Linked DNA regions of Mus musculus: all the other regions are linked to region 1. The links are chromatin loops, found by intact Hi-C in ENCODE. Cell type or tissue: heart. All regions are shown on one strand.

What was found. A loop is a pair of places that touch in the nucleus more often than their neighbours do. Peaks named below come from ENCODE experiments on the same cell type or tissue, not always from the same donor. Only the 100,000 strongest peaks of a DNase experiment are listed, where the experiment ranks them.
Region 2: it touches region 1 in a loop (4-fold over the local background); 7 of 42 quality-filtered maps call a loop at or near these places.
Region 3: a loop joins it to region 1, with 8 times the contacts of the local background. A loop is called at or near these places in 4 of 42 quality-filtered maps.

The regions. Positions count from the first base shown.
Region 1 is chr16:30,732,317-30,740,316 of GRCm38, reverse strand. No RefSeq gene overlaps it. Among named protein-coding and RNA genes, the nearest start is that of Gm33502, 57 kb to the left of the region's middle. In heart, CTCF peaks have their summits at 3,939 and 4,139 (motif pointing right); DNase peaks (open chromatin) are centred at 3,196, 4,136, 4,776, 7,106 and 1 weaker place; H3K4me3 peaks cover 748 bases; H3K27ac peaks cover 5,476 bases.
Region 2 is chr16:30,973,449-30,981,448 of GRCm38, reverse strand. All of the region lies in intron 3 of Xxylt1 (xyloside xylosyltransferase 1), which reads left to right. Gm15742 (a long non-coding RNA gene) reads left to right here and starts at 4,978. Exons shown (of 2, transcript XR_384807.2): 1 at 4,978-8,000. In heart, a CTCF peak has its summit at 7,943; DNase peaks (open chromatin) are centred at 3,561, 4,038, 6,708 and 7,898; H3K4me3 peaks cover 375 bases; H3K27ac peaks cover 2,337 bases.
Region 3 is chr16:30,791,849-30,799,848 of GRCm38, reverse strand. Gm33502 (a long non-coding RNA gene) reads right to left here and starts at 6,427. Exons shown (of 3, transcript XR_384806.2): 1 at 6,080-6,427; 2 at 3,587-3,763; 3 at 1,036-2,048. In heart, no CTCF peak of the experiment used is centred here; DNase peaks (open chromatin) are centred at 4,128, 6,648 and 6,758; H3K27ac peaks cover 2,156 bases.

The DNA.
Region 1 (8,000 bases):
TCCTAATTGGCAACCCAGGATTCCTGTAGAACAATTCCACTGGCAGAGGTGGTGGAGGTGGTGGTGGTGGTGGTGGTGTCAACATAGCTGATGGGTTTGCCGGTTCCAAAGACTGGGGGGTAGAAATACAGCTCTGATTAAATCCTAAGAACTATTGTGAAAAAGGTGAAGCCCAATGAAAGGTCATAAAGTGAAAGGTATTATCCCCTCTAGAGCCCACATCCAGAGGCCACAAAATCTAGGGCTAGCACACAAGGCGAAGAAGTCTCAAAATTAATTGTCCATACTATGCAGGTGTACTTATGAGCCAAGCCTGGCCTTGAGACTAAAGGGAACTAAGTCTGGCAATACTACCTAGTTTTTTTTTTCAGATGTATATAGCGCAGCTGTCATTGTGACTAACAACACAAGATTTGTCTAAATGGCTCGAAGTTCATCACAGGCATGATCACACGCTTTACTGCTAATGGAGACAACCGCAGAGCAGAGCATCAAGAGGCACAGTGACTCAATGTGGTCAGTTCCCAGGAAAGATGAGCTGAGTCTGGCTGGCTGGCACCACATTCTTCGCACCTTGTTCAAGGACAGACATGTGCTAAGGGGCAAAGATAAATCAGCAGTCAGGCGAATCTTTTCTTTAAAAACACAGACGTTTGAAAAGGTTAGTAACCCACGGGATAATAAAAAAAAAAAAAAACAAAAATGGCAACTTCATAGTTTAGAGCCTTTGGCAATAAAAAAAAAATTGCATGCTCATATATTACTTCACGAGGCTCTCTAAAAGAAGGGAGAAAGGGAAGGAAAGAAGAAATGAAGGAAAAAGAGTTTGTAAGAGAAGTAAGGTTCAGGGGCTCAGTTGCTTCCTAAGACAGCGCAGCCATCAGCAAGTCACAGTCACAGGTTTTCAGCAGCACAATGCAGACTAATGTTTGCCAAAGAGCACTGCTCTCCTCTCCCTCTGCAAGCTGTGATGGCTTAAATGAGTGACACTCAGGCATGGCTCTAAAACACGTCTAGAGCGGTGGTTCTCAACCTGTGGGTCGCGAACCCTTTGGCAACTCTCTATCTCCCAAAATATTTACACTGCAATTCATATCAGCAGCAAGATTACAGTTATGCAGTGACCGTGGGGTCATTGTACAGTTAGGGGTCAGCATGGCACGAGGAACTGTATTGAAGCATCTCAGAGTGAGGAAGGTTGAGAGCCATTGCTCTCGAGTGTCTCCGGATCTGCTCAGTTGTTGTAAAAGACTGCAGAGTTGGTACAGAGCTTTCCTGTTTTAAAAGATGAAGAAGGCGGGGAAGTCACCTGATAACAGCAGGCCAGGTTCAGCCTGTGTGTCTTTATTGTCCCCTACATCCTCTTTGTATTCTCTACTGTTAAAAGAAATAAAAATGGCAGGGGTCAAAGAAAGGTCAGCGTGTAAGTAATTCAGAGTGTGTCTGTCTGGCGGTGTGTTTTTGTCCACGGAGCTAGAGCATGGTAAATGATAGTTGTGATACGAAGCGCCATGTGAACGACAATCAGAACACGGAGGACATCAAGTACCTCCCGACAGCGGAGCTGGGCACAGTAACTAAAGATACAAATTTGTGTTTTTTGCTATGTAACTGGCTGGAGCAAGTCGAAGCAGGGCTTATATTATCTGGTGTGGTTTTGCTTACACAGACAGTTGTCTAGAATAAGTAATGGTCACCAATGCTAAATGGTTCTGTGTGGTAGGATGACATACATGGACGACATATTGCAGACTGTCTACTTTCAAAGGCCACTTGCCCAGCTGGTTCAGAGGGCACACGTTCACAAGCCCGTGGCCCGTGCAGCCTGCTCTCCTACATGCTGAGTTCTGGCTATCATCATTTGCTCCTTTGTCATGAGGAGAAGGAAGTCATGAGGAGAGACAGAGGCCATGCGTGCCCCTTCTCAGCCAGCTAGGCCCTGCAACACTTGTGGCTACAACCCCTGGTTGTCTGTCTCATCCACTTACAGAGATTGACTTTTGCCAGAGACTCAAAGCATTTGGGTCCCAGAACCCTGGTGCAGCCTAAGGGCTCCTTAATTGTGACCCCTTGGGCAGTCTCCTTGCTCTCTGAGCATTGGCTTCATTACCTGCAAAATTGGAATAACAGCATTGCCTCACAGGAGCACCAATTCAGATGAGGTTTACAGAATGCCTAGAGGGGTTGGAAATGGTCTCACATAGAAAAACTGGCCTTGGGAGGGATCTAAGTCAGAGTTTCTTTTTGTTGTTGTTGTTTGTTTTGTTTTGTTTTCTTCGAGACCGGGTTTTTCTGTGTAGCCCTGGCTGTCCTGGAACTCACTTTGTAGACCAGGCTGGCCTCGAACTCAGAAATCCGCCTGCCTCTGCCTCCCGAGTGCTGGGATTAAAGGCTTGCGCCACCATGCCCGGCTTTAAGTCAGGGTTTCTATTGCTGTGATGGAATGCTATGGCCGAAAGCAGCATGGGGAGGAAAGGGTTACTCAGCTTACACTTCCAGGTAACAGTCTGTCCTTGAGAGTGGGGCAGGAGCTCAAACAGGGTAGCAACCCAGAGGCCGGAGCTGGTACTTGACTATCTCCAGACCCGTGAGGGACCTCTCAAAACAAAGGTGAATAGGCCAGTAGCTAAGAAACAAGATCCAAGGTCATCCTCTGACCTCTGTACTCTTGTGCACACGTGTGCATGAGCACCTATATCTACACACACACCCCGCCCCCACCATACACACACAAAATAGCTGGAAAAAATAACACGGGCTTTGCACAATCCACCATGTCACAAATCAACTATGCAACTTTGGCAAGAAGAAACATTCTCTCACAGCCTCAGTTTCCCCCTTGGTAAAATGGGCTGGCTCTTCTGCTCTGTCCAGTCTACCACCTGGAAGCACCCCAGGCCCCTCTAAGCAGCACTGTGGTTTGTACAAGGTCCAGAGATCTTGTAAATTTCATTAGAAGCAGTTTTCCAGATGTGCCGGGGTGGGGTGACCTATAGTTAGAACTCAGCAGCCCCCACTTGTTTGTGTATTTACCGAAGCTCTGAACCAGCTGTCTGAATCACTTGCAAACAGACCAAAGCTATTTTCAGGCGTCACACGCAGCCCCACAAGAGTCAGCCACGCCTCAGGATAATGCACTAAAAATATCCTTATAGTGCTATTTTTAAGGCTCCAAAGCTACAAGCCACAGCCCAAGAAAGCAGAGTTCCTCACTGCGTGCACACACAGGGCACCAAACCAGAGCCCAGTTCCCACTGGGCCCCTGGGTCAGTCCAGGGGCTATTCTTTTCTCTGACCATCTGGAATCTCCCTAGCCAAAGGCCCAGGCTGCGTATGAAGGAAGCCTTGTCCTTCCCTGGGGACCCTGCTAGACGCTGAGGGGTACAACACAGCCCATGACACGACGATGGGACCATTATGTCTGCTGTATGCTTGTTTCTGTTCTGAATCACCAGCTCGGAGGCTTCTGCCCGTCAGGGATGCTGGACACGTCCCTAGCACATCTGAACAGTCATTTATGATTTTGAAAGCATATTCGCATGCATCAGCTCCACTGATCACTGTGGAACCTCGACACAAGGGTTATTATTGTCTATACGTGCGAATTTGTGCCCGGTTATCACCTTGGTGATGTGATAGAACACAGGTGGTCTCTGGTGTGTCCAGAAGTGATGACTTCACACTGGTTCAGCATCTTCCTTCTGCTACCATCGTAAGCACAGCAGTCACGATTCATTTGCTCACTCGTTCATTCATTCATTCATTCATTCATTCACTCGTTCCCTTGAGAAGTATTTTCCTCACTTCATAAGCTAAAGCCCTCTCTGTACTAGGCTGAGATATAAATGACACCTCTCTAGGAGGTGACAGTACCAGGACAGAAACCCAAGAGAAGCTTCTTAATCATATTGGGGCCCCAAGGGCTAAGTTGGATAGATAAACAAACACCGTGGAAGGCCTGAAAAGCCTGAGCCTGTGAAAACTGAAAGCAAGAGTAAGGGCAGGAGCCCAGGGAATTGTGGGGGCTAGCAGCTAGAGGGGGTTGGGGGGAGAGGGGAGGGGTTGGGGGCCTGTCTGCAGCTGATCCAGGGAGTCCAGCGGTTTACAGCAGAGGTCAGTGCAGACACAGCTGGGTTTTAAGAATCCCAGAGATGCTCTGTGGTGGGAGGGGTAGTCGGGCTTCAGAGAAAAGAGCCAGCACGCAGACCATGGCAACAGTTTGGGTGACCCAGAATGGGACTGAGGGAGGAGTCCAGGAGATTGACAAAGGAAGATGAGATTCAGAAAGTATATGGAAGTAGCTACGCGGTGTGAAGGAAAGAGGCGGGCAGAGTAAGGCAGGAGAAAGGAAGGATGCTACCGTTGTAGTGAGCAGTGTGACACGGTTTGTGGAGTTCCAGGAAGAGAGCAAGAGTGGACACAGTTTGGAAGGAAGGAAGCTTTTGAGAGGAATCTATAAATCTGTGGGTCTCAATACTCTTTCTCATCTGATACCTGAAAGTACCAGGATCTCTCCCTGATCAGCAACCTAAAATCTCCCCAGCAGAGCCTAAAATCAGGGGCTCAAAGTGTGCTTGGTGTATTTGGTCCTAAGGCCCTTGCTATTCACCTGTAAAGTCAGGAATGCATTTTTGCATATGCAAATATGTTTCCTTGGCTGAGGAAGTGTAGTTGTGTGCTTACCTCAGGGTAGCCAGGAATGTCACTCTGGGCTCTGGGTGCTTACCTCCATTAAGACCCCCTGGAGGGCTCTGTCCAGCTGTCCTCTGAGGCCTGCTGTTGTCCCCTGGAGAGAAATTCCGTGGCTACAGAGTTCCTGCCACCTGCACTTTCCCGTACATCCAGTCTAGGTTAGGGAAGGTCACACACACAGGGGGAAAATTCCAGAACATGAGCTCATAGCGTGTGGTGAAAAGTGAGGAAATTTGCCTGGAATTTTGGAATCTGCTCCAGGAATTCATTTTTTTGTTTTAACAGCAAATAGCTTCTAGGGAGCTACCAGGAATAGGTGTCTTCTCTACAGTGTTCCCCACTCCCACTGTGGCTGGTCTTCATTCACATGGCAGGCAGAGTGGTGGATGACTCCAAGTTTGTATTTTCTTTTTTTTTTTTCCATTTTTTATTAGGTATTTAGCTCATTTACATTTCCAATGCTATACCAAAAGTCCCCCATATCCACCCACCCCCACTCCCCTGCCCACCCACTCCCCCTTTTTGGCCCTGGTGTTCCCCTGTACTGGGGCATATAAAGTTTGCAAGTCCAATGGGCCTCTCTTTCCAGTGATGGCCGACTAGGCCATCTTTTGATATATATGCAGCTAGAGTCAAGAGCTCCGGGGTACTGGTTAGTTCATAATGTTGTTCCACCTATAGGGTTGCAGATCCCTTTAGCTCCTTGGCTACTTTCTCTAGCTCCTCCATTGGGAGCCCTATGATCCATCCATTAGCTGACTGTGAGCATCCACTTCTGTGTTTGCTAGGCCCCGGCATAGTCTCACAAGAGACAGCTACATCTGGGTCCTTTCAATAAAATCTTGCTAGTGTATGCAATGGTGTCAGCGTTTGGATGCTGATTATGGGGTGGATCCCTGGATATGGCAGTCTCTACATGGTCCATCCTTTCATCTCAGCTCCAAACTTTGTCTCTGTAACTCCTTCCATGGGTGTTTTGTTCCCAAATCTAAGGAGGGGCATAGTGTCCACACTTCAGTCTTCATTCTTCTTGAGTTTCATGTGTTTAGCAAATTATATCTTATATCTTGGGTATCCTAGGTTTGGGGCTAATATCCACTTATCAGTGAGTACATATTGTGTGAGTTTCTTTGTGAATGTGTTACCTCACTCAGGATGATGCCCTCCAGGTCCATCCATTTGGCTAGAAATTTCATAAATTCATTCTTTTTAATAGCTGAGTAGTACTCCATTGTGTAGATGTACCACATTTTCTGTATCCATTCCTCTGTTGAGGGGCATCTAGGTTCTTTCCAGCTTCTGGCTATTATAAATAAGGCTGCTATGAACATAGTGGAGCATGTGTCCTTCTTACCAGTTGGGGCATCTTCTGGATATATGCCCATGAGAGGTATTGCTGGATCCTCCGGTAGTACTATGTCCAATTTTCTGAGGAACCGCCAGACTGATTTCCAGAGTGGTTGTACAAGCCTGCACTCCCACCAACAATGGAGGAGTGTTCCTCTTTCTCCACATGTATTTTCTAATCACAAGATAAAAAAAAAAAAAAAAAAAAAAAAAAACATGACCAACAAACAAAACAGGCACTCTGATATTTCCTGGCTGACAACACTAATTCATTTTTGCCTATAAAGGAATTTTTTTCTAAGACATGAATTGCTCCCTTCAAACCAAAACTGCCTAACTTTAGGACTGATGCTAGGCGCGTGGAGGATGGCAGTGTGCTGTTACAACATACTGTGATTTCCCTCCCTCTGCAAGCTGCCATTGAGCATGGTCCTTCCCATCTGTAGACCTAGGAAGGAACCATGTCTATGCCTTCCATAGCAAAGCGCCCACACACCTGCGCAATAGTGTGTAACAGCATACACATGTGACCGGGTTAGCTTGAGGCTGAACTTGTTAGCTACCTCGGGGCCTAGGTTTAGGAATGCATCCGCCAGGAGTGTGCCACTTCCTGCCGATTTTACCTTCTGTTCTCAGCCACAGATGTGACCTCTGACCCCGAGGAGTCTCTTTGCGATGGCTCTGAGCCCCCAGGCTTCCACTTTCCTATACCCATGACCTTACAGAGGCTTACTTGCTGGACACAGTAGAAGGTTTCTCTGCCTGGTGACGAAGGGCAGAAACCCCAAGCGACGGCCATTTAAAGGGCTCCTGTAAACTGATCTTTCTAGACTAGAACTCTTCCTGCTTCTGGCCCTCAGCTACTCTCTAATTCAGAGAGTTTTCTGAGGTTCTGAGTGATTTTTTTCCCCCTGAGACTGAGTGATTAAGGTCTTTATCTCAATGGGCCTATGTTTTTGTGGAGAGAGCTGAATAAACATGAAGTAGGAGCTGGGAGGGGGCAGGGAACAGAATCCGAGGGATAAAGCAGGCAAGGACAATTATCAAGATGAGAGGGAACGGAGAGCGAGTCCTCAAAAGAGGAAAACAGGAAGTCTCACTGGGCCTGGATGGGAGGAGGGAGGACCCAGAATGACTGAGGTGAGGAAGTGGGAGAAGAGAAGGGAAAATGATGGATGTTTCCTGTTCCCGTTTCACTCCAACCTGAGATGGTGTCTGTCAGAATACAGGCTTTGTGACACTCACCAAATCTCACAACTGCAGCCTTTACTTGGCCACATGGCCCTTTAGTCAGGAGCACCAATAGGAGCGGAGTCTTCCGCAGTGACGTCATCACTCTGCCGGGTGAGAGCTTATTGATCATAGCAATTTCATCAGATTCACAGCACACACCAGATGGGAAACAGTTCCTATTTGCCTCATGACTCCAGGAGCCGGGAGGAGACTGGGACCTTGGAACAAGCAAGACTGAGGGAGACAGAGGACCTGTCTGCAAGCACCAGAAGGATTGTCTTGCGTGTGGAAGAGAGACAGGTTTGCTGAGCCCAGAGGGAGAGACTTTAACAAATTCATCAATACCAACAAGATGGGCTGTTGTAGTGGTCAGCTTGCAACACCATCGCAAACAAGTCAGACATGGGCTACTGACGAAGAAAATGCATTTATTTAGTTCACAGTTGGGAAGACTCAAGGGCATGATACCTGCATTGGATGACTGGGGTGGGAGGTAGTCATGGCAGAGAGATAGCAGTGGTGGAGATATGTGTCGGGACCAGGACACACATTTTAAGTCAAGAGTCGGAGACAGGGACAGTGGTCCGATTTCCCTCCTTTAATAGAAACTGTTTCAGAGACCTACAGAGGGGTTATATGAGAACTGCTTCATGTTTTCAACGACCCCCAAACCATCCAATAGGCCTCAGCCCACAAAGATCATGTCACCTCCAATAGCCCCACTATTG
Region 2 (8,000 bases), 240 kb before region 1:
ACAGTCCTCTTCGAGTGTGCATAGTCATCGTTGGGTCCCTGCCTGCCTTGTCATTGAGTCTTGGGGACATAGTGTAGTGTTCCTTCCAAGGAAACTCTAGGTCTGTAGTTTGTTCAGTAAATGATTAGAAAGTGAAGCAGAAAGTTAAATAAAAGGTAAGTACGTGTGTGTGGCCAAATCAGTGAGAGAGAGAGAGAGAGAGAGAGAGAGAGAGAGAGAGAGAGAGAGAGAGAGAGAGAGAGAGAGAGGCTTCACAAACACAGCATCAGCGCTGGGGGTAAGACATGGGTGCTGGGGCTTCACAGCCTGCCCTTGAATCCATTCTCCACTGCCACGTAATGCTGAGGCTTTGACAGGCTGTCTTTGTACTTCAGTTTCCACATCGGTCAGGTAGGAGTCAGGATGATACCCTCTTGTAGAAAAATTGAAAATTAAAATGTGTAAGAACCTCTGAACAAGTCTCAGCACATAGCAAGTGTTAATGTCCCTTAGCAGACCAGCTATTCCAGGAGAAATTACATCGACTTCTTACAGACTTGTCAGAAGTGGAGAAAGAAGTGGGGTTGTCAGAGCCCCAGCTGTAAATTCACCTCTGTTTAGATCCTGTGTGTCTAGTCAGACAGAGGTTCTCTCGGGAAGATTCTACCCTTACTATGGCAAGAGAAAATATCAGGAAGTCCCATGGACCAAGAACCAACTTTGGCCAGACCCTGCGTGAGGGCACCTGAGAGCTCTTTCTCAGCAACCCCCAGATGTGTTCCCATCATACAGGAAGCAAGGCTCAAAAGGGACCAGTCCCTTTTCCAGGATGTTAGATCAGACTCCAAAACTCATGCTCTGCTTAATGGAGCCGAGAGGTGCATGCCTGTGTTCATGTGTGCATGTTCCTGGCAAGTGGGTGGGCGTCATGGACTGCCTCTGTCTTGCTCAGGAGTGTGGGTTGATGTGGGCTGATGGTCCAGGAGTCTGGGGCATCCAGTTAGCCTCAGCCCGTGTTGACCCAGTGTTCCACGGATCACACAAGGCTTTTGCCAGGCTGTACCTAGATACCTTTGAGCCTTGCTGCCATCCTCTGCTCAGTGAGAAATGGTCTTGTCGGCTTTAAGACACAATGACTCCACGCTCACATTGGCTGAGCTGGTACTGATTATGGATTAGTCTCGGCACCGAGGCATTTGCACAGCACATACGCAGCAACTGTAGTGCCGAGTACAGCGGGCAAGATATCAGTTCCGAGGGTATCTCCAGCCAGTCTCAACAGTTTCTCTGCGTATGCAGCAGGCACGCTCTGTTTGAACAAAAACTACGCAAGTAGGCGGGTAAATAGTAGCCATATTTACACATTTCCCCTCAGGAAGCAGCGTCAGGCCATTTCACTTCTACTTTAAATTGAGTGTGTATTTTGGAGAATTCTATTCTGTGGTAACTGAGATAATATAGCTCCCCTGCTCTCTGGGGACAGCATGTATTAGCCTTGTCTGTCAGCCTCACCAGCCTGAAGACAGCAGGTTTCTTTGAGAAAAATGTATCATTATGAAGTTGGCAGCCAAAGTGGTGTACGTATGAGGAGGGAATGATGCAGGAATATCCTGAGTGGCCACTACTACTATGTCTCTTCCCTGAAATCCAGTCTCCATGACAGGTGCACCCCTTCTTAGGAAATGCTGATGCCATCAAACATCTACCCCAAGAGAACTAGACTAGCTGGTGGGATTCATGGAAGCCCAGCCAAAAGTTGGTTAAGTCCCAGCCTGTCTCTCCCTCCTTCCATTTCTCTCTCTTCCTCTCTCTCCCATCCTGGCCCCCTTATCTCCCAGTGGCTTCTATGTTGATGTCCTACTTCAGACTTTACTGGGGGAGAGAATCATTGCCCATGTCCTTAGCTGAGGTGAGCTCAGTAGAGCAGATTGTGATCCAATACAACTGTTGCCCTTATAGAAAGAAGAAATTACAGCAGGCACTCAGAACAGGGGAATGCCACGTGGAAGTGAAGGCAGAAATCGGGGCTTTGCCTCCATCAAATAAAGAAAGGGCCAAGATCATCAGTTAGCCACCAGACATAGCCAGAGGCCTGGGCAGGATCTCAGGAGCCTGAGCTGTAGGCCGAGGAATTCCTGTTGTTTAAACCATCCAGCAGGTTGCACTTTGGTCCAGCAGCCCTAGGGAGTGAATACGGATCCCCCTGCTCCTGGCATGGAGAGCATCCGGCAGGTGAGAGCGAGCACAGGCCTTTTGAATGGGGCTGCTGTCCAGGAGTGTAGATCTACAACATGGTGGCATCTGCTATAGTGCAGAGACAGATTAGGAGAATCGCCAGACAGGGTGTTTTCTAATTCTAGATCTGGCCATTTTTAGTTAAGACTTCATTGCCTGGTCAGTATTTTGGAAATATACTTTGGGGCTGTGGTGAAGAGTGTACTGCAGATGAGGCTCGTCACCGTGCCAGGCTTGCTGTGCCACAGCCTTCGTATCACTCAGGAGTGCTTTAACAGTTGTTATAGAAAGAAATCCTGGCTTTGCTTCCCTAGGGTGAAGCACAGCATGTTTCGTGTGTGTGTGTGTGTGTGTGTGTGTGTGTGTGTGTGTGTGTGTGTGCGCATTCGCGTGCGTGTGTGTCTCCTGTAGGCACATACGCAGAGATATTTATCAGGGACAGATGTAAGAAAGAGAGAACTGGAAGAATAGATTGAGTTTCACTTTGAATATGTTTTACAAACAGATATAGTTCTTTAAACAAAGAAATATTTTACTAAATGGCAAATGAGGGGGAGAGAGTTAGCAGTTAGTTGGATGTGCTTGAGAAAGGCGCCAGTTGTGCCTAATTCCAAACACTTGGGTATATCTGGTTGTATATTTTTATACATGTAATTTGTGCATTTCTGGCTAGCATCTCTGCAGAACTGTTTTCGGTACATGATTGCATTTAGCGAAGGGAAATGAACTGACAGGAGAGGCCTATGATTGCACTTGTATTTGTGGCTCTCCAGGGCTGCCTCTGTGGGTCTCCAGGATCTTGACTGTGGTGTCTGATCTGTGGAGTGAGGAGTGAGACTCATCGTGGAGAGTGGTGTGCAGAGCGCCCTTAGAACTGTCTTCCTTGGGCAGGACCATTTTCAACGTGTATTAAAGTTGATGTGATTCAACTGTATAAAGCTATATAGCATTAGTCTTATTTGCTGTACACAGAACCTCTCCCCCCAACCCCTGCTCCCTCATCCCAGCACTGGCTAGCACCCACTGGACAAGGGAGCCCCACTGTGGAAAATGAGTTTGGCAATGTTTCATATCAGGGTTTAAATTCTCCCATTTAAAAACTGAGGTGGTGTTCTCACCATGCCTGTCTCGTGAGGATATGAGATTATGAAGCCTTGCTGGTCAGTTTGAAGTGGGAGGCTCAGAAAGACTGGTGAGGTTTAGTCCTGACAGTCCTTGTTAAGTATACCCTAGAGCCCACAGCCCTTCCTTCCCTCTGAAAGTTGGGAGGAGACAGCATGCCGCCTTGCCACAGGGAAGCTGCAAAGTGAAGGCTGCACTAGGCAAACAGAACCGAGCGCTGTCTTCCGCAAGGCACGGGGCAGATGCCCCATGTGTTGGGGATTTATTTCCTAATCCTGTTACCAACAGAAAAGGACCCTAAGGAGTCTCTAATTTTATTACCAGCCAGGAGCAGTTTATCTTTGGTCTGTGGCTGGTTGACCAGGGCTCTCTGAGCATCTCCTTGCCATTCTCCCTATCCTTCCAGGGGAGAGCCTGGAGGTTCTAACCTGACCCAGGAGAGTAAATGGGGGAGGATCCCTCTCTTGGGGGCTCAGGATGGGGGCACACACTTGGGTCCTGATTTGGAGGTAGCTGAGCAGTGGGGAAACAAATGAGGCTTCAAGTTAAAACTGGGTTGCTGCTCTCACCTACCCTGCCCTAGCTTCCTGGACAGCCCTCCCTGACCCTCCCTAACCTTCCTGTGCTATGTACAGCAGGACTGCAGTAGCACTCACTGCCAGCAGGGGTCACACCTGAGTTGCACTGAGTTGTTAGCAGACCTTCTATGGGCTCCTCCCCCACCCCAGGCTGATTGGCTGTGCTCTGTAAATGTTCAGCCTACAGACCTGGATGCCACTCTGAGGCACAGCCAACTGGAGATGGTTAATCGCCTGGGAGAGGCGAAGGGGAAGGAGTGCACAGTAAATCACAGTTCTCCCTCTATAAAGAACACTAGTAGATAACAAATGACGGTCCTTTTGGTCTCCACAAAAGCCTTGTGGAGTTATCAGTGATTAAAGTAACTCATGGTTATTTTCTGTCACTTTATCTAATAATGACAAGTGAGATACTGGATGTAAAGAACTCATATTTAGCTTAAAGCAGTCCTTACCCGCACTAGAATCAGTACCTGTGTGGTTCCAACCGACACTAAAGGCTACAAGCAGGGAAACACTGCCTGGCATTAATCAGAAGCCTTGTAGGAGCATATAAATACTACCTCTAAAAGGACACTGTCACCATAAAGGAAAGCCAGGAAATGGGAGGCAGCAAGTCCTTAAAGGCTGTGACAAGCATCAGGAATAAAGGAAAGGTGAGCCCAAGATGCTGGGGACACTGTAAGTCTCAGCAGGATGACCCCAGGGGTGCCGGTCTAGATAGTGTACGTGCATCCTGCGGACCCCAACTGAAGTAGGTCTGCAGTTCATTGCTGTGTAGACTCTGGTTTCTGTCCAGCTGTTTCCCCACAAATCAGGCCCTGCAGAAGTAGTCCTTGCTAACCAGAGCAGACCTAGTGTGACGTGGAAAGGCATTTCTCCTCCTCCTCCCCCTCCTTCTCCTCCTCCTCCTCTTCCTCCTCCCCCTCCTCCCCCTCCTCCTCCCCCCCCCTCCTTCTTCTTCTTTTTGGTTTTTGAGACAGGGTTTCTCTGTGTAGCCCTGGCTGTCCTGGAACTCACTCTGTAGACCAGGCTGACCTCGAACTCAGAAATCCGCCTGCCTCTGCCTCTCAAGTGCTGGGATTAAAGGTGTGCTCCACCACTGCCCAGCTTTCCTGCTTCTTTTTACATAAAGAATATACTGAGCCACTTTCGTCATTAACACTTTAAAGGTGTTAAGTAAAGATCCGATGCTTTTATGTCACCTGCTCTCTCTGATGTGTACAGACATTTGTTTGAGGTAACTGAGCGACTCCACTGTGGGCGCCATGTAACACCTTACTATTGAGTTGCTGCATCCTGTCTGTGACTTCTCTAGTTCTGTTTCTGAAGTCTCATTTCTCTCTTGTGGCCCCTGGCCTCCTATCCCTGCATCCCACTCACACACCATGGTCCCTCGAGGTCAGCTCAATGGCACCAGGCACCCAGAGTGGTCCTGCTAAGTCCATGGTCCTAGGCTCCTATCTTCATTCACCATGAGCCTTTACTCAGTCTGACTCTGGTTGTCTGTGATGCTTGCTTGCCATTTTCACCTTGGTTAGGTTAGGAAACAGCCCCTGTAAAGGCATCCAGGGAGGGTTAGGGAGTGTGTGCAGTGCTGGTCTATGGATCCGACTGAATAGGTAGAGGAAAAAAGATGTGAATGGGTCAGGTGTCAGGATCATCGCTCTCTGCTCTCTGCCCCTCTGGTGTGTGAGAGCTCCATGCTCCTGCTGCCACAGCTCATGCTGGGCTCAGTCCTTCCTCCTCATTGCGGGCTCTACTTCAGACTGTGACCAAATAGCCTTCCTTAAGTACTTTCTTGTCAGTTACTTGCCGTAGCATTGAGAAAGGGGACTAGTTGGCATACTATAGTTATATATGTACTAACGTATGAAAGTAAATACCAGTGGGAGGTAAATTTGCAGGGATATTAGTCTTGGTTCACTTGATCAGTGAGTATTTAGAACATATGATCACATGGCTGAGTAGGACCCTTAGGTACATGCACGTTAGGCCTGTCCAGCCACCAGAATCGAGGTAGTCTGGGGTCAGCTCCTGTCTTCTTGGGGAGCCTGGACAGGTTCATTCCGTGCTGTACAAAGACGCCATTTGTACTGCTTGCGTGAGAGAATGTTACTGTTTCTTCCACTTTTTTGTTTCAGTTGCCCAAGTCCTGAGCCACAGTCCTCTCTGGCTGGCTGTGTGATAGATTTTAAAGGTCACACAAAATGTGGCCTCTTCCTCTTCCCCTTGAGTCAAGGGAGAAGCACAAGAATAATCAATAATTCTAAAAGGCAAAAAGCATCGTTGTTGCTGTTTTAAATTTAGTTCTTGTCTTAGCTTACTTAGGTCTCTCCTGGATTCTGAGCTTGTAGGAGTCGGCCTATGCAACTCGGAAGGATCCAGAAACTATCAATACTGGCTCCTGGGTGTGACAATGTTTCTGCACTTCCCTTTACTCCCAAATAAAACCACTTAGTGTGGCGGCTAGGCCCAGCCTGGTATCCCAGTCTGATATCCTTCCCACGTAGGGCTTGTGCCCCCCTCTTCTCCCTAGCTCCCACAGCATTGCCCCATGCCTGCCTCCCATCAGGCAGCCTGTCCAGTGGGATCATTTCAGTCTACAGATGCTTAAAATCCAGACAGTTGGAAAGTCTTCCGCCTCAGTCACATTGTTATCAAAAAGAAGAGAGAAACGTGGGTAAGGCGTGGAGAAAAGAAAATCCTTGTCCATTGCTGTTGGGGCTGTAGACTTACAGAGTCAATATGGAAAGCAGAAGTGCTCCCGCGTGTGCGTGCGCAAAGGAAGGCAGTCTGTGCTGTAAGGAAACCTGCAGTGCAGTCCGCGTTCACTGCAGCAGTGACAACTGTGGCCAGATACAGAGTGTCCACGGGTGGATGTGTGGATACAGAAAATGTGATAAACGTACACTGGAAGATCCTTCACCCTGTAATAAGGAGGATATTCTGCCATGGCCACAACGTGTGTGAGCTGAGGGCCTTCTACTAAGTGGTATAACCCAGGCACAGGAGGAAGACAGCTTGATCTCGCTTGTACACGGGATCTCAAAGGCAAAAGCTAGGTGTTTACTACACAGAGATGATTCTGGAGGCAAGGTGATAGCTACGGCCATAGAGGTCAGGGTAGGAAGAAAATGTAGGGCTGGGGAAGTCTCAGATCTGATGGACACCAAGGGGGTTGAAGGCAATAGCGCTGTTAGATTAAGGGTTTTTGCTATAAAGAGTATAGATTAGATATTCTACATGCATATGCGTTCACACGCATGTGCGCACATAATAAAAATGAACACATAAAATTAATTTGTTTATCTTTGTTAACCATTTATGTATATATAAATCATCACACTGTAAACATTAAACACATACAATTTAAAAATCAATTCTTTGCTAACTGTTGAAAAAATAAGGCATGCAGGACATACTTTCTGATGTGTTCCAATTTCATATATTTATCTTAGTACAGGGCCAGCTGTTCTCATTTCTGTTCAGGAAACATGATAATCAGAGATTCATTTCTAACCACCATACTTTACTCAGATTACACTAAATCTATAGTATACAAAGTGTCTCTGGGACTAATTAATGTTTTTAAATGTTTACCTAAAGCACATAGAAATTGTATACATTTCTCAAAAAGAGAAAAGAAAAATGACCCAAGGGCCAGGCAGGCTTTGCAGCAGGGGATGTTTTGCTCGGTTCCCTGAGGTGCTCATCAGTCTGTGTTTTCCCATGTGATCTAGGAGGTTAATGAAGGCACTGTGGGGCCCATTGTTATTTCTGCACTGTGAATTGATTAGCCAGAGGATGTACAGTGTGGCAGTGTGTGGCCAGGCCTGTGTGTCTCTGGCAGTGGCCCAACAGACTTTGAAGATAGCATGCTGCTTCCTAGTCACGACCTCTCGGCCATGTGCTGTGTTGTGGGTGCTCCTGGTGCTGTGCCAGCTCCTTACCGATGCTGGCAGGAGTCCTGGCTGTGTGGACACAGTAGAGACCTTTCTCGGAAAGTCAAGTTCAGCCCTTGCTGTTTGCTGGTGAAAGTGCATCTGTCTGGACTACTTCACTTCAGTAAGCGTGGGCTGGGCC
Region 3 (8,000 bases), 60 kb before region 1:
GGAGCACTCAGATAGCAGCAACATGTTCTCATATTTCCTCTTCGGCTGTTCCATTGCCTCGGAGAGCACTGTTCATCTCCTGCTTCAATGATATCCCTTTGGGCGTTCCTGAACTCAAGGAGCTGGGTGAAAAAAAAGTCAGTAAATCCAACCTGTGCTTTGCCAGCTTTCAGTGTTGCTGTGCTCTGCCCTTCACCTCCCTGCTGTTCCTACACTGCAGACTTGCTTCTCTTAGGTATTGGGGCTCAGCCTTTAGTCTTCAGCAGAAGGCAGTACTGCTGTGTGGAGCTAGGGACCAAGCTGAGGTCCATCCATTTATCATACAACTTTTACCCCATCCCCTCACTTCCCTTCTACACCTGCAGAGATATCTAGTGTTGCCAAGTCTTCGTTATCCTGAGTACCCTGAGCATCCTTCAGTATAAAGCCAGGCTACCCTTGGTTTCTCCAGTGACCGTCTTCAAGCTCAGCTTTTTCAGCGTTGCCCACCACTATTCTATCTGCTTTCCCACCTCTGGAGTGCTGTTGATGTCTCTGCTCCCACTCTTTGTCCTTATGCCACTATGCCTTTAATTTCTTTCTGTTTGTTATTTGTAAAGATTTGTTTACTTTCCGTGTGTGGATGTTTTGCCTGAATGAATGTCAGTGAACCATGGGCATGCACCCTCTGAGACCAGAAGAAGACATTGGAGTCTCTGGAGCTAAGGTTACCACTGATTGTGAGTCACCATGAGAGAGAGCTGGGAGCCCACCCCAGGTCCTCTGCAAGAACAATAAGTATTCTTAACGGCTGAGCCATCTCTCCAGCCCTTGTATTTCTTTTTCATTTTTAAGTAATATTTTGAGATGGAGAGAAGATTAATACATATATTCAACACATCATTTTAACCTGATGTCCTGATCATATTTCATTTCAAAATATTTCAACAAACCCTTCAAAGTAGCAATCTGCTCTGTTGCATTTAGAATAACATTTGGTTAGCAAGGCCATATTTCACAATCTTTATAAACTGTTATTTTTATGGCAAGCAAGGTGACCTTTGAGGTGACAGAGACAATTTATTATCAGGAAAAACAGGGAATGAGCTTATTACAAAAATCTCAGGTTTGGGTCTTTTTAAAGATCTCCATTTCCACCAAATATTAAAGGTTTGCTGTTTGGATGAAGAAATCGTACTCAGAAACACAACTGGGAAAAGTCTGGTGGCTGTCTGTTGGGGTCAGGGCACTGGTTCTCCAGCAGCAGGATTGGACTCATCACCAATTGCTTTAGGAACAAGAGAATGACTCAAATTCAAACAGAGGACTGACTGCTTGTGTGTGTGTGTGTGTGTGTGTGTGTGTGTGTGTGTGTGTGTGTGTGTGTGTGCGCGCGCGCATTAGGTTCTAAAACCCCATATGTAAACTCAACCACTGAGCAACACCCCAACCCTTGCCAGGAGTCTGGACCAAGTTTTCTTGCTTCTAAAGAAAGAGTCAAGCATAAGAAAAGAGACATCTGTTGGTGCCCTGGATACTGTTGTTTTTGAATGTCCTGCCCAGGCCTGTGGCAGCCATCTGGCAGGCGCTCTTAGGTTCCCAACAGAAATGCAACAGCCAAGGAAAAGAATGAAAAACCGTGATTTCCTGATGACTTTATCGAGCCTCGGACTGGAATGATCTTGGGCTTTGCCTTGCTGTTAACTCCGGTTATGGATGGTGATATATGGATTGTTTCTGAGCCAACTCAAGCCAGGGGTCCTCCATTGTTTGCAAGTGAAAGCATCCCAGCTCCTTGTGCTGCCAAAGTCCAAGCCACATTCCTAGGCCGGAATGCATTCGTTTCTCAAAAAGTATGCAGACCTGCTGATTTATGGTCCCTTCAGGTCATGCAAATAGGTTCAAGAAGAATGCGTTTAATATCTGTGCCGATGATGAACAAGCACGTGACTCGCACTCAGTTGGGCCTGAAGGTTACTTTTCTGTAGGTATTTATTTCATTGTTCTGCATCTGCCTTTCCATCAGACAAGATTCTATCATATTTCCTCCATTCAGTTCAATCCTAGAGCTTAGATAATAAAGCAGAAAAGGGAAAGAGATGGAATAGAATTTCATCAGTAATTAGAATGGATGATACAACTGTTAATTGCTTGTATCAGTTTTACTATTGTTTTGAGATTATCCTTTTGATGAGATTTCTTCTCTGAAGATGATTCTGAACACCATTAATTGAATTCCAAGGCCATAAATTATTCCCTAAGAGAGAGAGAAAGAGAGAGAAACAACAACAACAACAACAAAAAACGTTTCGTATAATGTGCCAGGTTTGGCAGAAAATACCCGATCCAGGGTTGATGTATGATGGGCCAAAGAAACTAGGTGAACAGATGTTTTAAATTAGGTGTCCTGCTACATGATGGCAGACATTGAGGGTTGAGTAGGTTCAAAGCCTGGCCTGACCACTGATTAGATGGGTAGCTGTGGGTAAGCTACCTAAACACTTTGTGCCTCAAGCTTACTCACTTGTAAGAAGAAGGTAACGGCGATGCCTTTCTCACAAGTCCTTGAAAAGATGAAGAAGGCTGAATGTGTTTCTCCCATCCCGGCAGCAGCCACTCAGACCTGGTCTCTTGGCCTCACTCTGAGCCTGGAAAGTACTCCTGTCCACTTCTATTTTGATCTGTCTGTCCTTCCACTGTAGGAGCTCTCAACTTCCACCTTGGGATTTCTGCCCACTCTTTGTTCTGATAATGTCTTTCTGTTCTATGAGTCTCCAAAGCTCTCCTGTCACCCAAACAAGCCTAGACAAAGGGGCCAGGAGAAGGCAAGCCTTTTCTTAATACTAGTTATTTGGATGGAATGTGTTGGGTTGGGAGTCCTTGAAGGGCCAAGAAGTCCTCTTTGCAAAGAATATCTCTAAGCTGTGAATACAGAAGGACACAGAGAGATAAGACACACAGGAAATAGCGAACTTGTGAGAGGGGGAGAGAGGACTCTGAGAACACCTAAGAGAGTTTTGAACTCCTAGTAGACCATATGACTGGAATAGGAACATGGCCATACAGTGGACAGGGGTAAATGAGTATGTAACCAGCTTCTTGTCACTGTAATAAATGCCTTGGATAAATCAAGTTAAAGGGAAGAAAGGGTTCTTTTGGCTCACAGTTCCTGAGGCACACAGCCCATGGTCATTGCCCTGATTGCTTAAGACCTATGATGAGACAGAATGGCATGGCAGAAGTATATGGCAGAGGAAACCTGTTTCCTTCTCGTTGGCCAGGCAATGAGGAGAGGGCAGAGGTCACAGAACCCTTTGGAGAAATGCTCCCATAGCCCTAACTTCATCCACCAGGCTCCACCTCCTAAAGGCATCAACACCTCCCCAGATCACCACACCTTGGCAACTAAGCTCTTTTCATAGGGTTTTGGGGACATTTAAAGTTCAATAGAAGGGGCGGGGAGAGCATGAGCGGAGCCACCATGCCCTTTCCTTCCCATATGACACAGTCGACAAACACTGTGGATAGAGCCGACATGGTCACTTGATCTTTATCCTTCCTCATCGATCTGCTCACTGCTGGACTCTGTATCAACATTGATGCTCACCCTTGCTCTTTGACTGGAGTTGCTGGGGTTGCTGTCCATCCCCCATCACTTTGTGGGAATATCCTTCTTGTACAGCTACACGCAGCATGTAGGCTGTTGACCACAGCTATAGAACTGGACTCCTGAAGTTCATGAATCAATGAACATACCTCTTCCCAGGGATGTCTTGCTCTCTTCCTGCCAGTGAGAATAGAGAGACCCAGTTACCTTCAAGGGCTCACTCAGTGGCCACCTCCTAAACAATATGGGGGTGGGGGTGGGGAGATATGAAGAAGTATAGCTGAACAGATAGATGCTTTTCATAGTCTCTCTTGGAACCCTCCTATCTCAGGGTGAGGTCATCACATATCGACTGCTTTGGGTGGACTGAGCACTCGAGACTGGGCGTCTGTTCTCTCATAAATGTCAAAACTGCTTCCTCCACTTCTAACAAGGGCAGCCAGCAGACTCCAGTACACAGTGCAGAGTGAACCAGGTCTTGGTTTTGGGAAACCAGCCAGCTACTTCCTAAAGATGTGCTATGGTGACTCATGACCAGCTTCCAGGAGAGAATAATCCAGAATCTATTGCCAGCATTTAACAATAGCAGTAACACTGTCTCCTAGAAATGATGGACGTCACTACCTCCAGGGGAAAAGGAGGTGGTCCGCCCAGCTGCATCCTACAGGAGTCTCCCTTCCTCTCAGGTGGTCAGCAGAGCAAGCGGGATGGGCTGAGGTGTGGGTGAAAGGTTGTCACTTGTTCCACAATCAGGGAGCCTGTAAGTTGTCTCTGTGACCTTCTGAGCCTTGGGGCCCTAGGGTAGTGAAATGAAGCTGTAGTGTTTATGCGATCCTTAAGTCTCTTTAGAGCCCAGAAACTTCTTAATGCAGAGACCCTGCCATACCCCAGATGTGCTCCTGTCTCAGAAGCATCAAATAATTAAACCTATAGAGCCCTAAGCAGAGGGGTGATTCTTCTTGCCTTTTCTCTATCAGCTTTAGTCACCATTGGCCTCATGTCCTGGCCATTGCCGGCTTAACTTGTCTTACTCCCCTATTCACATCAATTGGTCAGAAATGTGGCAGATATTTGGATTTCTAGGAGAGAGGGTCCCACTAAGGCTTCTCCTAAAGAAGCCTTCTTGTCCTGGGCGTCTCGCAAGATATGATGCTTTAAAGAACGAAGAATGCAAGGATGGAGCAGAACGACACCAGTATCTAGGCAGGATGTGATACAGTGGGCTTTAACCTCTTCAAAGGGCCCCTCGGTTGTTATCGACTCTCCTAGCTCTACCAAATGCCTGTGTTTCATACTCAGTCTGACCAGGATGGAATTCATGTTCCATGCAAACCTGCCCTGCTTTCCTCGCTCTCTACTTCAATGCCACCATAAGGATCCTCCCTGCCCTCCCTAGCATCTGATCTAGTCTTAGTCTGATGGGGGCCAGATATTTCCACATCTTCCCCCAAATGCCTGGGGAATATGCATATGGCGTGGTATGAGAATTCAGACCATACCCTCTGGACTTCAGATCCTGGGCATGGGGCAAACTCTAGAGAGTGTTCGTACAGCAGTGGAGGTTAGGCGACATGGCTGTCCTTTTGAAGTGGGAAGCAGGGTAATCGCGTGTAGAACAGGCTAGCGCTTAGGGTTGGTCAAGTGCTTCTATGTATTCAAATGCTAAATTCTGTACCCCAAGAGCTGGTTACCCCAAGACGAGCAAGCAAATTCTCATATACTCCAGTTTTTGTTGTGCAAACCTTGCTCTTCAGGTTAATTGGTCAATAAAAGACTAAAGCCTATGATTGGGCAGTAGAGAGAGAGAAAGGCGGGACTTGAGGATTGAGGGGGGCGTGTCTCAGGAGAGAACAGTGAGGAGAAAGGAGACAAGAGAAGACAAAGAGAGGAAGAGGCAGCCATGAGATGAGATGGGCCATGAGCATGTGACCAGGAGAAAGAGCAAGTGGCAAGGGACATATGGCTGGGATGAAAATTAGAATAGCTCCAAACCTGCCCAATCTAGGCTTACAAATTTTAAATAAATACCAGGATATCTTATATACGGGATAGATAGAATATATAATTCTTACTACAGTTTGCCTCAAAGTCACAGAGCTCTACCTGTCTCTGTCTCCTGATGGCTGGGATCAAAGGTATACACTACTACTACTCCCACGCCCTTCTGGCTGTGTGGAGTGACCTTATTCCAGCCTCTCTTGGTTCCCAAGTTTGCTTTTTCCAGCTTCCCCATTGACCTAGTGAGATCTAATGATTACACAACAGGTAAGCTCCTTTTCTTCTGTGATATCTAGTATTGGGAGTTCATTGTTTGCAAGTAAATACTGATTAGTGTCCTCCCCTCTCCAGATCCCCAGGCCAGTGAGCTGGGGGTCATTCCCGATAGTCCCTGTGACACTCTCATCACTGTCCCCAAGGCCCAGTAGCTCTGCCTGACCTATCTCCCCACTACCCCCCAAACAGGCCCAGATTAAGTTCATTCATAATTCCTACTGTTCTGTAGGCAGGTCTTTCAGCTGGAGAAGTTCATTATCAGGACCATCTGCTTTGGTCAAACTTCCAAGTCAAAGTCCAGGAGCAGACTACCATTCAGTTTCCTTGGTAGAGAAGGAGATGGAGAAAAACGGAGAGCAGACAGGTGCCGAGGGAGTCTGAGAGGAGAGGGACGAGAGAGGCAGGTGAGTGACACAGGCGTGGCTCAGGCCCTCCTGCTGCAGCCTCGAGACTGCCTGGCCAGCTTCTCTGCCAGTGTCACTGGTCCGTGAGCTCTCTATGCTCACGTCAACGAAAACATATTAATTACCCTTTAAATGGAAATAAATTAACTTAAGAAGATGCAGTTTTATCTTGCTTTTATGGCAGCCAAGTTCCCCGAGGATGTGTTAATTGATTTTAAATCCAAATCAGCCTAATGCACTTGGGCACTCTGCCCAGTGGGAGTGAGCTTTGGCTCCTGGAAAGGAAACGGCTCTATGCCAACTGATTTGACACATTTTTATCACTGCGGAGGAGGTAAGCACAACCACGGGTGGAGAAGGTCCAGCAGCACCAGGTCCTCTGTGCAGATAGTAAGTATTTATTGAGCTTCTACTCTATCCGAGCACTGTGCAAAGCACTGTTGTGTAAGGCTGGGCGACTCAGCTTTGGCCCTGAGCACTCTAAAATGCCTACCAGGGGCTTTCTAAAGTGTCATTGCCCGGCCGGTCCTCCCTGACTCGATCTCACTGGGGCTGGCTTTCAAGGCTGGCCAGGCCTACAGGAACCAGATAGTGGGATATCGATGGGCTTCGTGGAAACACTAGGAGAGGAAGTGAGGACAACTACCCAGGGGCCAGCTTGGCTGAACTGGCAATTCTTCCACTTTTCCAAGCTGTTCCTCCATGACGACACAGGAGCTGCATGAGAGGAATAGGGCTGAGAGTCTGGAGAGGTGGTTCTAGTAGCTTAGCATCCTCATCCAGTATTGCCAGATTTAGCAAATGAAGGATGCAAGATACTTCCATGAATTTGAATTTTACATAAATAGCACTTGTTTTTAGTGTATGCCCCCATTTAACAGTTGGGGCATGCTTGCACTAATAGCTACTTAACTGGGTGTCTGTGCTTTACCTGGCAGCCCATCCATTCCCACTCCCGAGAGATACCCCAGACCCCAATGGCTCCCACCCCTGATATGAAGCAACATCTACCCAATAGGAGTGCAGTGGCAGCAGGGAGGGCCTGAAGAGCATCCCAGAGGAGTCTGCCCATAGCTGTGCTCCCCAGAAATGAGATCTAGTTCCACCACCTGCCTTGGCGTATTAATTATATTTCTTGTTGTGACAGAAGAAACTAAAGTATGGCCTTATTTTGGCTCATGGTTTGAGGAGAGAATCTATCAAGTCAGGGAGTAGTGGTGGCAGGAGTGGGAGGTGGCTGGTCATATTGTGTCTAGTCAGGCAGCAGGGGGACATGGCTGGATGCTGGTACTCAGTTGAATTTCCTGTGATTCTTCTGTGGATTCAGTGTAACTACCCTAGCCCATGTATGGAGTCACTTACACCCAGAGCAGATCTTCCCCAGCTAAACCTCTCTAGACATCCTCAGATGTGTGTCTCCCAGAGGTGTGTCTTCTAGGTAACTCCAAACCAACCCAGTTGAGTTGACAATGAAGATTAACCATCACAGCTGGGCACTAACGTGGAGCATCCTAAGGAGAATGCACATGAAAAAGACACCGTCCCACCCAGAGGGACTCAGGGGGACCCAGAGGGACCCAGAGGGCAGCAAAGGAGGAGTTAAGTCAAAACAAATCATCTTGATACAAGGTTAGATGGCCAGGGAACACAGAGAGGGAAAAGCTGATTTGTTTTGGTGGGTGGAAGTCTTGCAGGCGTCCCGGAAGAGGTCATATTCCCTATCAACAAGATTCCTG